3 separate regions of the Homo sapiens genome follow, and all the other regions are linked to region 2. A link is a contact called in ENCODE Hi-C or POLR2A ChIA-PET data. All regions are on one chromosome and are shown on one strand. Each heading gives the region's core, a stretch centred on a gene start or an enhancer-like site at or near the end of the contact. The rest is flanking DNA. Distances are from core to core; before and after follow the strand shown.

Evidence for each region. Hi-C counts contacts between places; a loop is a spot of excess contacts on that map. ChIA-PET counts read pairs that join two places held with the same protein, here RNA polymerase II (POLR2A). Pooled maps may share reads with other maps.
Region 1: a loop to region 2 is called in a pooled map, with 3 times the contacts of the local background. The contact joins the enhancer-like site here to the promoter of GRK5 in region 2. A Hi-C loop is called at or near these places in 1 of 168 maps with a recorded cell type or tissue (esophagus muscularis mucosa) and 6 of 50 pooled maps. POLR2A ChIA-PET finds 5 or more read pairs at or near these places in 2 of 52 experiments (H1 and endothelial cell of umbilical vein).
Region 3: a loop to region 2 is called in a pooled map, with 11 times the contacts of the local background. The contact joins the enhancer-like site here to the promoter of GRK5 in region 2. A Hi-C loop is called at or near these places in 7 of 37 single-sample maps with no recorded cell type and 6 of 50 pooled maps.

What each region holds. Positions count from the first base shown.
Region 1 is chr10:119,685,104-119,689,114 of GRCh38, reverse strand. No RefSeq gene overlaps it. Among named protein-coding and RNA genes, the nearest start is that of BAG3, 36 kb to the right of the region's middle. RefSeq lists enhancers at 606-1,542, 1,543-2,479. Within about 2 kb of position 2,379, at least 15 of the 41 ENCODE cell types and tissues checked have a DNase peak (open chromatin) inside an H3K27ac peak, as active enhancers do; they include endothelial cell of umbilical vein, where a contact is called at or near this core.
Region 2 is chr10:119,205,571-119,209,845 of GRCh38, reverse strand. GRK5 (G protein-coupled receptor kinase 5) reads right to left here and starts at 2,275. Exons shown (of 16, transcript NM_005308.3): 1 at 1,877-2,275. The coding sequence starts at 1,928. GRK5-IT1 (GRK5 intronic transcript 1) reads right to left here and starts at 1,425. Exons shown (of 2, transcript NR_186528.1): 1 at 1,196-1,425. RefSeq lists silencers at 1,849-1,898, 1,949-2,018, 2,229-3,058 and enhancers at 3,399-3,508, 3,529-3,578, 3,689-3,768.
Region 3 is chr10:119,702,580-119,706,651 of GRCh38, reverse strand. No RefSeq gene overlaps it. Among named protein-coding and RNA genes, the nearest start is that of INPP5F, 21 kb to the left of the region's middle. RefSeq lists enhancers at 1,695-1,974, 2,605-2,654, 2,665-2,714. Within about 2 kb of position 2,556, at least 6 of the 41 ENCODE cell types and tissues checked have a DNase peak (open chromatin) inside an H3K27ac peak, as active enhancers do.

The sequences.
Region 1 (4,011 bases), core at 1,130-3,629, 480 kb before region 2:
AGGAACAAAGGAAACGACACAGTTCCCTTGTACCGTTCATGCGGAAAAGGTCTTATAGAATTAAGCCTCCAGAAAGAGGGGGCCCACAAAGACCCTCCTTTTCTCTCCATTTCTCCATCTGCGCTCAATACCCCCCTTCCTGCCAACCCCTCTTTCACGCACCCAGACCTGATACCTTTCTCTTTTCCTCCAGATACTTCTCTCCGTAGTTTACCCTGTTACCCTAACCTTGTTGATTTTTTTTTTCTGCTTAGTCCATCATTTTCTCAGAAATGTGTCTTAACATCTCCCACTATGATTGTGGATTTGTCTATTTCTCTTTTTAGTTCTGTCAACTTTGTTATGTATTTTAAAGCTTTGTTCTTTATTAAGTGCTGCATATCATGTATGAAAAATTACAGATATAATTTGAGGCCCTAGATGATAGTAAGATTTATTTTTGCTTCTGGAAGGCAGTTGGGGTCTGGGCAGGCACCCTTAATCCAGTGGTTTTCAACCACAGGTGATTTTCCCCACCAGGGGACATTTGGCAATGTCTGGAGAAAGTTTGGTTGTCAGAATTTGGGGAAGGAGAGGTGCTACTGGCATCCAGTGGTTAAAAGCCAGGAATACTAAACATTGCATAGGATGGTCCACTGATAATGTCAATTTATCAGTGTCAATAGCACTGAGGTTGCGAAAGCTTGCCCTAATCCAATTATCAGAGGCGTTTGAACCAAAGTAACTCCATCTTGAGTAGGGGCTGCGTAAAATAAGGCTGAGACCTGCTGGGCTGCATTCCTAGAAGGTTAGGCAATCTAAGTCATGGGATGAGATAGGAGGTCAGCAGAAGATACAGGTCATAAAGACCTTGCTAATAAACCAGGTTGCAGTAAAGAAGCCGGCTAAAACCCACCAAAGCCAAGATAGTGACAACAGTGACCTCTGGTTGTCATCACTGCCACACTCCACTTGCACCATGACAGTTTACAAATGCCATAACAACATCAGGAAGTTACCCTATATGGTCTCAAAAGGGGAGGCATGAATAATCCACCCTTTGTTTAGCATATCATCAAGAGATAACCATAAAAATGGGCAACCGGCAGCCCTCGGGGCTGCTGTGCCTATGGGGTAGCCATTCTTTTATTCCTTTACTTTCCTGATAAACTTGCTTTCACTTTACTCTATGGACTCACCCTGAATTCCTTCTTGCTCCAGATCCAAGAACCTTCTCTTGTGGTCTGGATCAAGACCCCTTTCCTGTAACACAGTCAAACGGTAAGCCAATGGGAAGCTGGGTTTCAGTCTTTGTGAGAGTTTCTCTATTTTCATTCCTGTTCCTTCCAAAGGGTGAGGCCCTTTGGAAGTTGAAAGCTGGCGGCGACTACTTGAGCTCTTCCTTCCTTAGCATGAGACTGCTGGGAGCTTCTCTGCCTCATGAAATAGGCAAATGCCTCAAAATTCAAAGCTCTGCTAACCCTTCTCTCCAGGACCTTGACCCTCAAATCCTCACCCCCTTGGCGGCTCACCTTCAGATAGGTCTTGTTTGTTTTGCCAGCTTTTCTAGCTGCTCCGGATAGGAGGACTGATCTGCCAATCTGCCTTTAGGGGAAACAGCAAGAGATTGCCTCTCAGTCTTTTCTTGAAGCTTTCAAATGCAGGCTTTAGGCCTATTGTGATGCTAATGGATCTCCTCTGCCCTTACTTTGCCCATTCTGCATGGAGGGGGCAGCTCTAGTCCCCCAAGCATGAAAGAAGTTGGGTACTCCCGGTTCTGATCATTACTGCCACCAGGAAGAGCTACGGGGTGAGAGGGGGGATGGATTTCTCCCTAGTTATGTAAGAAACAAGCAGGTCTCACCCTTCATTTTTCCTTTCTCATACAAGGTGAAATACTGCAGTCTCATACGAGGAAGCATGTTTTTCCTGTTAACATTATTTCGATCCTGGTCCTTAGGGAAAAATAAGCCCGGCATTAAAGTGCGGGGAGCACTCACCTTCCCCCACCCCACAGTCTGGCTTATAGTGCTAGAACACCAACCAAGTGGTGACTGGGCCGGACCACAAATGGATGCGGATGCGGTCAGCTCCCGTTATGAGGATAGAATTCTAATCAGATTGTGGATCCGATTACTTCTGACTCATAAATCTCCCTGACTTTAGAAAACAGGGATATCTTATTTATTGGAGGAATGACAGTGTGAACAGAGGCGTGGCTGCGTTCTCACCAGCTGAGATAAACGCCGACCAGACCAGCACAGACATCCTGTGCTCGTTTCCTTTACTTGGTTTTTCAAATAAAGCCTTTGTGTGTCACTGGTATTGTGAGGAATACGAAATAATGAAAGAAGTGATTCTTCAGGTGAGTCATTCTATTATAAAATGGAGCCCACCGTCAGGAACTGCTCCCTGAGAGAGCAGGACAGGATTTCCCTGCGCGGGGAGTGAAAGCAGAAGGCGCAGTCACGACGCGCCCCCTACTGGTCAGCGAGGAGAAATCCCTCACCTCAGGTTTCAATTAGTGCGGGTGAGTCCTGAATTAGGAACCTCAGACCTGAGGCCTGGTGTGGTGGCTCACACCTGTAGCCCCAGCACTTTGGGAGGCCGAGGCAGGTGGATCACTTGAGGCCAGGAGTTTGAGACCAGCCTGGCCAATATGGTGAAACCCCGTCTCAGGTAAAATAACAAAAATCAGCTTGACGTCGTGGCACACACCTGTATACCAGCTACTCAGGAGGCTGAGGCAGGAGAATCGCTTGAACCCGGGAGGCGGAGGTGCAGTGAGCCGAGATGGCGCCATGGCACTCCAAAGAATCACAGAACTGGCCAGGCACGGTGGCTCACGCCTGTAATCCCAGCACTTTGGGAGGCCGAGGTGGGAGGATCACCTGAGGTCAGGAGTTCGAGGCCGGCCTGGCCAAAATGGCGAAACCCCCCTCTCTACCGAAAAATGCGAAAAGTAGCCGGGCATGGTGGTGCCCAACTACTGGGGAAGCTGAGGCAAGAGAATTGCTTGAGCCAGGGAGGCCAACGGAGGTTGCAGTGAGCTTAAGTCGTGCCACTGCACTCCAGACTGGGTGACAGAGAGGAACCTTGTCTCAAAAAAAAAAAAAAAAAAAAAAAAGAAAGAAATATTACTGAGAATCACAGAACTGAAGTGGAATTCCATGAATCCAATGGAATTACATTAAATTCCATGAGTAGGAATCCAATTCCATGAATGAAATTTCATGAATCCAATGGGATTCATGGAATTGCTGACACACAGTGAGATACTAAGGAGGCTAGGAGGCTAAGATGAAGAGCCCCTGTCTCAGGACTCCAGGGCCTAATTTAACAGCCACAATCTGCCAAGGTCAGAGGTAGCCTTAACGTGTACTGTACTCATAAATCAATCTCCCTGGAGATTTCAAACCTTCAAATTGCTTTGGTAAAGCCTTAACTCCTTTCAACCTGAGGAAGTCGATTGAAGAAAAAAGCCTTAGCTCTAAAGAAAGATTTTGAGTTTCTCATTCCAGTGGACCACAAAAAAATAAAAAAGAAAGAAAGAAAAATCGCATTTGTGCAAAATCAACCATTTACATTTTATACTAATCAGTAAGTTATTCTTGGGCCTCGTGCTTGTTTGTAAACACATGCCTTCTCTCTTTCATTCTAACTGGAAACTTTATCCTTAAATCTGTTCGTGCAATAATTATGAAATGTAATTTTATTTTTAAACAATATATTTTCTTTTGTTTGTTAATTTCTTACTTTTTTTTTTTTTTAGACAGAGTCTATGTTGCCCAGGCTGCAGTGCAGTGGCGTGATCTCGGCTCACTGCAACCTCTGCTTCCTGGGTTCAAGCTATTCTCCAGCCTCAGCCCCCCAAGTAGCCGGGATTACAGGCATGCGCCATGACGCCCGGCTAATTTTTTTTGTATTTTTGGTAGAGACGGGGTTTCGCCATGTTGTCCAGGTTGGTCTCAAACTCCTGGCCTCAAGTGATCCACCTGCCTTGGCCTCCCAAAGTGCTGAGATTACCGGCGT
Region 2 (4,275 bases), core at 1,026-3,525:
ACAAATATCTACAGCAGCAAATGTCGGGGGCAGATTCCCTGGGCAACAGGAGGAACCAGCGAAACTTGCAAGGCTCCAGTACCATCAGACCCAGTGATTTCCCAAGAAATAATTTCAGAATGGAGCGAGAGTGAAAACTTTCCCAGCCCCCGAATCCTGAGATACACAACCGTGTCCCACCACTAGGTGGCCAGCTGCAAAGGCTGAAAGAGGGGCGGGGGAGGTGGAGGGCTGTTTTCTCTGCTTCCTCCCTTTCAGGACCATTCCCCAACCCAGAGGAGAGCCTACCAGCACCCACCTAGATCCTGTCCACTAAAAATGTCAGGTTAGGAAAAAAAAAAAAAAAAAAAAAAAAAAACCACACACACACACACAGCTCAGGCCTTAGAACCTGAAGTCACCAAGTAACAAGCCTCTCCTAAAAATTTATTCCCACCAAAGCTAAGCAATGGGAGGGAGACTAACCTGAATATTTTAAACTCTGCTGGGGTTTTCAAAGCACTGCCTCCCTTCGGGGCTTCTGAAATAAACCTTCTTGCCCACTGGCTGCTTTAGAGTGACAAGTGACGACGAAAGTAAGACACGAATGCCGGGTTGAGTTGCTGAAACGCTGCCCACGGAAGGCTATGCATCACCTACCCCCACAGTGTGTAGGGAGCCACAAGGTGATGGAACGGGCTGAATAAACACGAATCGTTTTATTGCTGGCCAGAAATTCTTCCCTTCATTCATCAAAGTAGGTGAATGAAAATATTAAGCAGGTAAGACATTTTCATGGGCTGCTCACCGAGTATCCTTCTAAACTCAAGCCCTTACTCAGTCTGCCTTCTACCTTGTATCAAATAAAGCGTTCTCCCGTGAAAGGGAAAAACCTCTTCCCCTTTTATGAAAAAGGTCGCACACTAGAGCTCAAATCTTGACCAGAAAAAAAAAAGGAAAATATGCGACATAAATTCCAGGTATTCCTAAATACATATGTTTACATGGACACAACACAATCATTTCAGGAAGCACCCAAGTTTCTGCCTCCCCCCCCTTTTTTCTGTTTTTCATCAAAAGGAAGAGTCAAAATATGCGTTCTTAGGGTTTGACTCAGGATCTTACACACTCCATTTAGACAATATTTCCTGCCAGCTAAATGCAGGAAATCTAATGATTTGCATAGAAAACGTATCTAAAGCACCAGCACACTTACCTTTCTTTTCTTAACTGAGCCAAAATCTAACAATTTCAGTTATCACACTCCCAGAAAAGAAAAACCTGAAATACTGAATTATTTTCTAGGTGGTCTGTACAGCCATCCTTTGATAATTCTATGAAAAGGCTAATTCCTCAACATCTGACTTTGCCTTTAAAAGGCTTCCTTCCACACGACGGGATTTCCCTAAGAAACATCCCAGCGGATGGTTTCCAGCAATAGTCTATATCAACTCAGCCTGCGCAGGCAAAGACTTGGCTTCTGCTCATTCCACCCCCGCCCCTCGAACACACACACCAGTTCACACAGAACCATCCCGGGCCGACTTGAAACGCTATTTTATGTGCATGTTTGCTCGTCGCTCCCCGAATGAATGCTTTTCCAACTGACCTTTCAACAGCTGCCGAGATGGCACGCTCTGCAGGGCGAGCGCTGGAAACTAGGAGATATGTTAGCATCCAAATCCCTGCAACCTTCTCAGCCCAAGTCCAGATTCTCTGAGCCCCAAGGCAGGAACCCTGAAGGGTCTGCAGAGCCGCTCTCCGAAGTGTCCTGCTCGCGACCCACTCGCCGGCAGCGGGCATCCTGCACGGGCGCAGCCCCAGCCCGCACGCCACCCGACACCCGCACCCTGGCCCGCGGCGGACGCGCCGGGCACGTACCGGCCCTGCCTCTTACCTTCCCTGGCTTTCAGCAAGACCGTGTTGGCCACGATGTTTTCCAGCTCCATTGACAGTCGGCGGTCAGCAACGGAGCCGGCCGGCGGGGCTGTCAGCGCCTGGGGTGCTGCCGCTGCTGCTGCCGCTGCTCGGGCTGCCGCCGCTGCTGCCGGAGCCGGGGGAGCCAGCAGCCCGCCTTGCCTACCGCATTATTCCTGCTCTCAGCCCAAGAGTTTCCCCCTCTGCAAAGAGGAGCCGCCGCCGCCGCCGCCGCCGCCGCCGCTTCTTCCTCCCTCTGTGTCCCCCCTCCCCCCTCCCTCAACACGCTCCCCCCCACCCCCCACCCTCCGCGTGTCTCTGTCACTCCATTCTCCTCCCCTCCGGCTCCCTCGGATGCTTTAATGCCTCGGATGCTTCTGCCTCCCCTCAGTCCCTCCCGGGGGTGTGGTACTAGCAGGCTCGGGCGGCCGCACTGCGCAAGCGCCGGCCCAGGCGCGCCTCCTGCCTCGGTGCTCGCGGCGCGGGGCCTGCTGGGAGCTGGAGTCCTCCCGGCCGCGCGGCGCCGGGGCTGAGCTGGGCTGGCGCGCGGCTGTCGGAGCGAGGACCCGCCCCGGGACGGCACCGAAAGCGAAGGCGGGCACCGCCCGGCCGACAGGCGACTCAAAGGCGGCCCAGCCAAGCCGAAGTCCCCAGCACCCCCCCGCAGGCTCCCGCTTGCCCCCTTCCCGCCCCGTCGCCAGCCCGGAAAGCGGAGTGCACGGGCCCCGGTGACGGCGCGTGAAGCGCCGCGGCCCGGCAGGAGCCAGTGCGGGTCCCGAGCCGTGCTCGGAGTGGGAGGGCTGCCAGCTCGGCCGCGCGCCACAGCCCGCTTCCTCCGGTCCGCGCCAGGCCCGCGAGGGTCTGAGTCCCGGGTCAGTGACGCGCGCCCAGGGTCCCCGCACGCGGCGGCGGCCGGCCCGGCCTGGCCCCTGCCCAGCGTCTCCCACGCGGCGCCTCGGGCCGCGGACAAAGATGCACTTTGTTTCCTCGGAGGGCGCGAAGGGCTCTGCGGGTCGGCTGCGACCCGGCGCTGGCTGCCCGCGCTGCTCTCGGTGCGACCCGAGCGCCCCCCGCCGGCCGCGGTGCGCGGCGCGGGGTCTACGCGGACGGCGCCTGGGGCTCAGGGTCCAGCGTGGGAAGCTGCTTATTCTGTGAATAAACTGCCTTCCAGCACACCCGGCCAGCAAATCCACGAGCCTCCCTGCAGCCAAACCCAGCCAGATTAAGTAATAAAAACGCAGACGGAGTCGCCGGAGTCTCCGCCGTGGGGAGCGTTAATGAGTAACAGCCAGGCCAGCGCCAAGCCGGCGTGGGATTAACGTTTTTAAATTCCGGTCTTATTTATTTTGGGGCTCTTAGCTCCTTCCAGTGTTATGCTCAGAACATCAGACTCCAGGTCTGTGCTCAGCCCCGTTTCCTTGCTCCCTCCGCTCCGAAGGCCCCACTCCTGGAAATGGGCTGTCTTCGGTCACCCGGGATCTGCCACGAGTGTCCTACAGCTGGGGGCGGGGCAGGCAGGCCCCAAAGAACAATGAGGCCTTTGCCTCCTCTGCATCCTGCGGGCCGGATATCCGTTCAGAAGCCGACTCTGGGCCTTCTCTGTCCAGAAGGAGGAAACCCTCTGTCCCCAGGGCTGCCAGGAAGTCGCAGGGAGGTGCCGAGAGAAACAGAGAACAGTTATTATGCATTGGAGAATATAAAGAAATCAATAAACCTTCCAGGCCTTGGAAACTGGTCTGGTCACTGATTGTAACAACCCAAGATTACCTGCTTTCCTGGGGGAGTATACCCACCACCACCACTTCCTGGTGTCTAGACTTGGGTCAGTGAGTCTCCCAGGGCCTCATTTATCTTGTCTGCAAAATGGGGGCAACAACAGTTTACCTGTCAGAAGGCGGAGGGCTCAGCGGGTAACTTTTCAGGCACTTACCACTCCAGGAATTACTGTTCTAAGCAATCCAGGCTTGGTCTTTGCTACATATTCACGTGCCTAGAGCCCTAACCTTTAATGAAAGGATCTCTCTCAGACAGCGAGACCCCTAAAGCTGGCAGCTCCTAGAGCCCTCCACCAACCACGCTGGTCACTTGCTGGCAGCATAGGGCCTGATGAAGCCCGAAGTTTGTTTATTCGGCTAACATAAAAAAAAAAAGAAAGAAAATTTTTGAATGCCTTTAGATGGCTTATGCACCTTAACAATTTTCTTGGGCCGGGCGCGGTGGCTTACGCCTGTAATCCCAGCACTTTGGGAGGCCGAGGCGGGAGGATCACGAGGTCAGGAGATCGAGACCATCCTGGCTAACAGTGAAACCCTGTCTCTACTAAAAATACAAAAAAAAAATAGCCGGGCGTGGTGTTGGGCTCCTGTAGTCCCAGCTATT
Region 3 (4,072 bases), core at 1,307-3,806, 500 kb before region 2:
TCTTGTGAGAACTCACTATCAGAAGAACAGCATGGAGGTAACCGCCCCCATGATTCAATTACCTCCCACTGGGCCCCTCCCACAACATGTGGGGATTATGGGAGCTACAGTTGAAGATGAGATTTGGGTGGGTACACAGTCCAAGATCAAGGTGTTGGTAGGGTTGATTTCTTCTGCAATCTTTCTCCTTCACTTACCATTGGCCTCTTCTTGCTGTGTCCTCACATGGTTATCTCCAGGTTTATGTGTTGTGTGTGTCCTAATCTTCTCTTCGTACAAGGACATCAGTCATATTGTATTAGGGCCCAACCTATTGACCTCCTTTTACCTCAGTCAGCTCTTTAAGAGCCCTGTCTTCAAACCCAGTCACAGTCTGAGGTACTTGGGGGTTTGGACTTCAACACGTAGATTTTAGGGAGGCACAATTCAGCCCATACCACCAGCCAAAGATCTTATCATCAGCTTACCTGCATCTCCCTCCTCCCCCCATCATTCCCTACCTTAGGGCCCATCCAAATTGCCCTACAAAATGTGGAGTCCCTTCTCTATGCACAATATGAAATATATGAAATAATATAGACATATAGAAACCAGATACTTGCAACAACCTATTCATGACTGATATACCCTTAAGGTTCTTGGACAAATGGGAGTACCTATTAAAAATGATTCTTTCAGGCCAGACACAGTGGCTCACACTTATAATCCCACCACTTTGGGAAGCCAAGGTGGGAGGATTGCTTGAGCTCAGGAGTTCGAGACCAGCCTGGGCAACAAAGCAAGACCTTGTATCTACTAAATTTAAAAAAAAAAAAAAAAAAATCAGCCAGGTGTAGTGGCAAATGCCTGTAGTACCAGCTACTCAGGAAGTTGAGGCTGGAGGGTCGCTTGAGATCAAGGCTACAGTAAGCTATGATCGTGCCACTGAGCTCCAGCCAGGGCGACAGAGCAAGACCCAGTCTCAGTCAATCAATCAATAAGATCCTTTCAGAGACATCTTGAAAATATTTTTTAACTGAGAAAGTGGAAAAAAAAAGTCAAGAAACTGACTTAGTTTCATTATTAGTCTAATCTAAAATAACAGGTTTGCTGTGTGCTAAAAATAATACTCAGACTCTCTGAATGAGTAAGCCCACTAAGAATAAACAGGGTTTTTTTAAATCATAAAAATGTCAATCATAATCAACACCTAATGTGGGAAAGTATCTTCCTCTTAAAAATATTAAGAAGGTGGCTGGGTGCAGTGGCTCACGCCTGTAGTCCCAGCACTTTGGGAGGCCAAGGTGGGTGGATCACAGGAGTTCGAGACCAGCCTGGCCAACATGGTGAAACCCTATCTCTACCAAAAACACAAAAATTAGCTGAGTGGGAGGCACCTTGTAATCCCAGCTGCTTGAGAGGCCGAGGCAGGAGAATCACTTGAGCCCAGGAGGCAGAGGTTGCAGTGAGCCAAGATTGCGCCATTGCACTCCAGCCTGGGCGACAGAGCAAGACTCCATCTCACAAAACAAAAACAAAAACAAAAAAAAATTAAGAAGGTGAGCAATGAGCAACAAAAACGTCTAAATTTTGCAGACAGAATAAGAGCCCAAAGGTTGTACACACTGAAAAACAAAACCGAATAGCTATTCATATTTTCCTTAAGGTTTGAGGACAAAGAAGCTCTAGAAGAAGGTTATACTGGAGCCAGAAAGGAAGCATACAAAAATATCCCTATCTATTTTTGTAAAGACAGGGTCTCACTCTGTTGCCCAGGCTGCTCTTGAACTCCGGGCCTCAAGTGATCCTTCTGCCTCAGCCTCCGAAAGTGCTGGAATTATAGACGTACCCCACCACCTGTGGCTGAGTTTCTCTTTCAACCGACAAATAGAACCTTTCTTGGAGTTAGAAAGTAGGAGATCAGGAGCTTCTCACTAATGATGGTGTAATTCAGCAATGGATCCCTTTTCGGGTCATCAGCTTAGTGTCAGTTCCTGGTTCTATCTGACTCATTGCAGTAGTGGGAGGTTTCGAAAACTTGAAGTCAGGAGGGTTTACATCAATTTCACATATTACAAACAACAACAACAACTCACAGCGCTAGGGAGGCATCCCATTCTACTCATCTTTACAACCTGACAAGAACAGGAATACATTCAACAGAAATATTCTTCTCTGCTACGAACAGATTGAAATAAATACCTGAGTTCCTGATAGAATGGAAAATAACAGCTTTCCATAGGTGCGGAATCACCAATGACATCAGAACAAAAATTATTGCTCGGTACCAAGGAGAAAATGTCTTGAGGACAAGATGTGAATAACAAGTTCAGAAGAAGGGAAGGTCAGTCAAAAAAAAAAAAAAAAAAAAAAAGCAGCCTCCTGGGCGACAGAGCAAGACTCAAAAAAAAAAAAAAAACGAAGATGAAGGATGATTATCATGCTACCTCTAAATTTCTACAGCAGGCTCCATAGAGCTCAAAATACTTTAAAGACGTATTTTTATTCTGAAGTAGCAGGAAGGAAATATCAGCAGCGTTTACAGATGTTGAAACTGAAGCATCACATCATTGGGGGATGCCCAGTTCTCCCTGCAGCATCTACTAGCTGTGCAGGATGGGGCCTACAGAGTGAGTTTCTGTCTTTCCTAGGAGCTTACCAACTCAGTCATCAGAAGGTTTCCCCAATCCAAATATATATTATTTTAATGTAAAAATAGAATATGTTGGCAGGGCGTGGTGGCTCACGTCTGTAATCCCAGCACTTTGGGAGGCCAGGGCAGGTGGATCACGAGGTCAGGAGATAGAGACCATCCTGGCTAACACAGTGAAACACCGTCTCTACTAAAAATATAAAAAATCAGCCAGGCATGGTGGCGGGCACCTGTAGTCCCAGCTACTGGGGAGGCTGAGGCAGGAGAATGGCGTGAACCCAACAGGCAGACCTTGCAGTGAGCCGAGATCGTGCCGCTGCACTCCAGCCTGGGCAGCAGTGCAAGACTCCGTCTCAAAAACAAAGAATATGTTAATAATTATATTAAAATTTCCATCAGAAACCTCAAGGCTATTGAGAACCAGGATTAATCTACTGATTACAATAAGAGAGGGGGCTGGGCACAGTGGCTCATGCCTGTAATTCCAGCACTTTGGGAGGCTAAGGTGGGAGGATTTCTTGAGCCCAGGAGTTTGAGACCAGCTTTGGCAACATAGTGAGACCCCATCTCTATAAAACATAAGTGAATTAATAAATAAAATAAGAGAGGGGACAAAGAGATGTGGTCATTTGGTCAGTGTATTGGTTTTCTAGGGCTGCTGTAACAAATGACCATAAAGTGGGTGGCAGTAAACAACAGAAGTGTATTTTCTCACAATTCTGGAGGCTAGAAATCCAAAATCAAGGTGTTGGCTGGGCCAGGCTCCCTCTGAAGGCGCCAAGGGAGAATCCTTCCTTGCCTTTTCCAGCTTCCGCAGGCTGCCTGCAATTCTTGGTGTTCCTTGGCTTGTAGATATATCACTCCAATTTCTGTCTCATTTGTCACACGGCACTCTCCCTGTGTGTCTGTATCAGTGTTCAAATTTTTCTCTTCTTATAAAGGTACCAGTCATTGAACTAGTGTTCCAGTAAAACCTCATCTTAACTTTTTTAGATCTACAAAGGATGTATGTCCAAATAAACTCACATTCATAGGTACCGGGGATTAGGACTTGAGCATATCTTTAAGGGGACATGATTCAGTCAGCAATAATCAGTTTGAAAACAAGATATTACTACCTAGTGGTAAATACACTCAAAACTACCAAAGGCCATGACTCTCCCCCCAAAAATGGAGATAGCATCATCTTTACTGTTGAAATAGCCCAGAATGTCTTTCTGAATAAGCTCTCTCTAGATGTTCTTCCCACCTCTAAGACTCATGATTATCTATGACTTAAAACTTACCGTCTCACAGACTCTCTCTCTATATGCAGCTTTTCCATTACAACATTTTCACATCCCCATCCTTGAAGCTGGTAACTGTGTTTTTTGTTGTTGTTTTGTTTTTTGTTTTTTTCCAGAGGAAACTTGTCCTGAAATGGAGTGTTTTGTTCTAAAC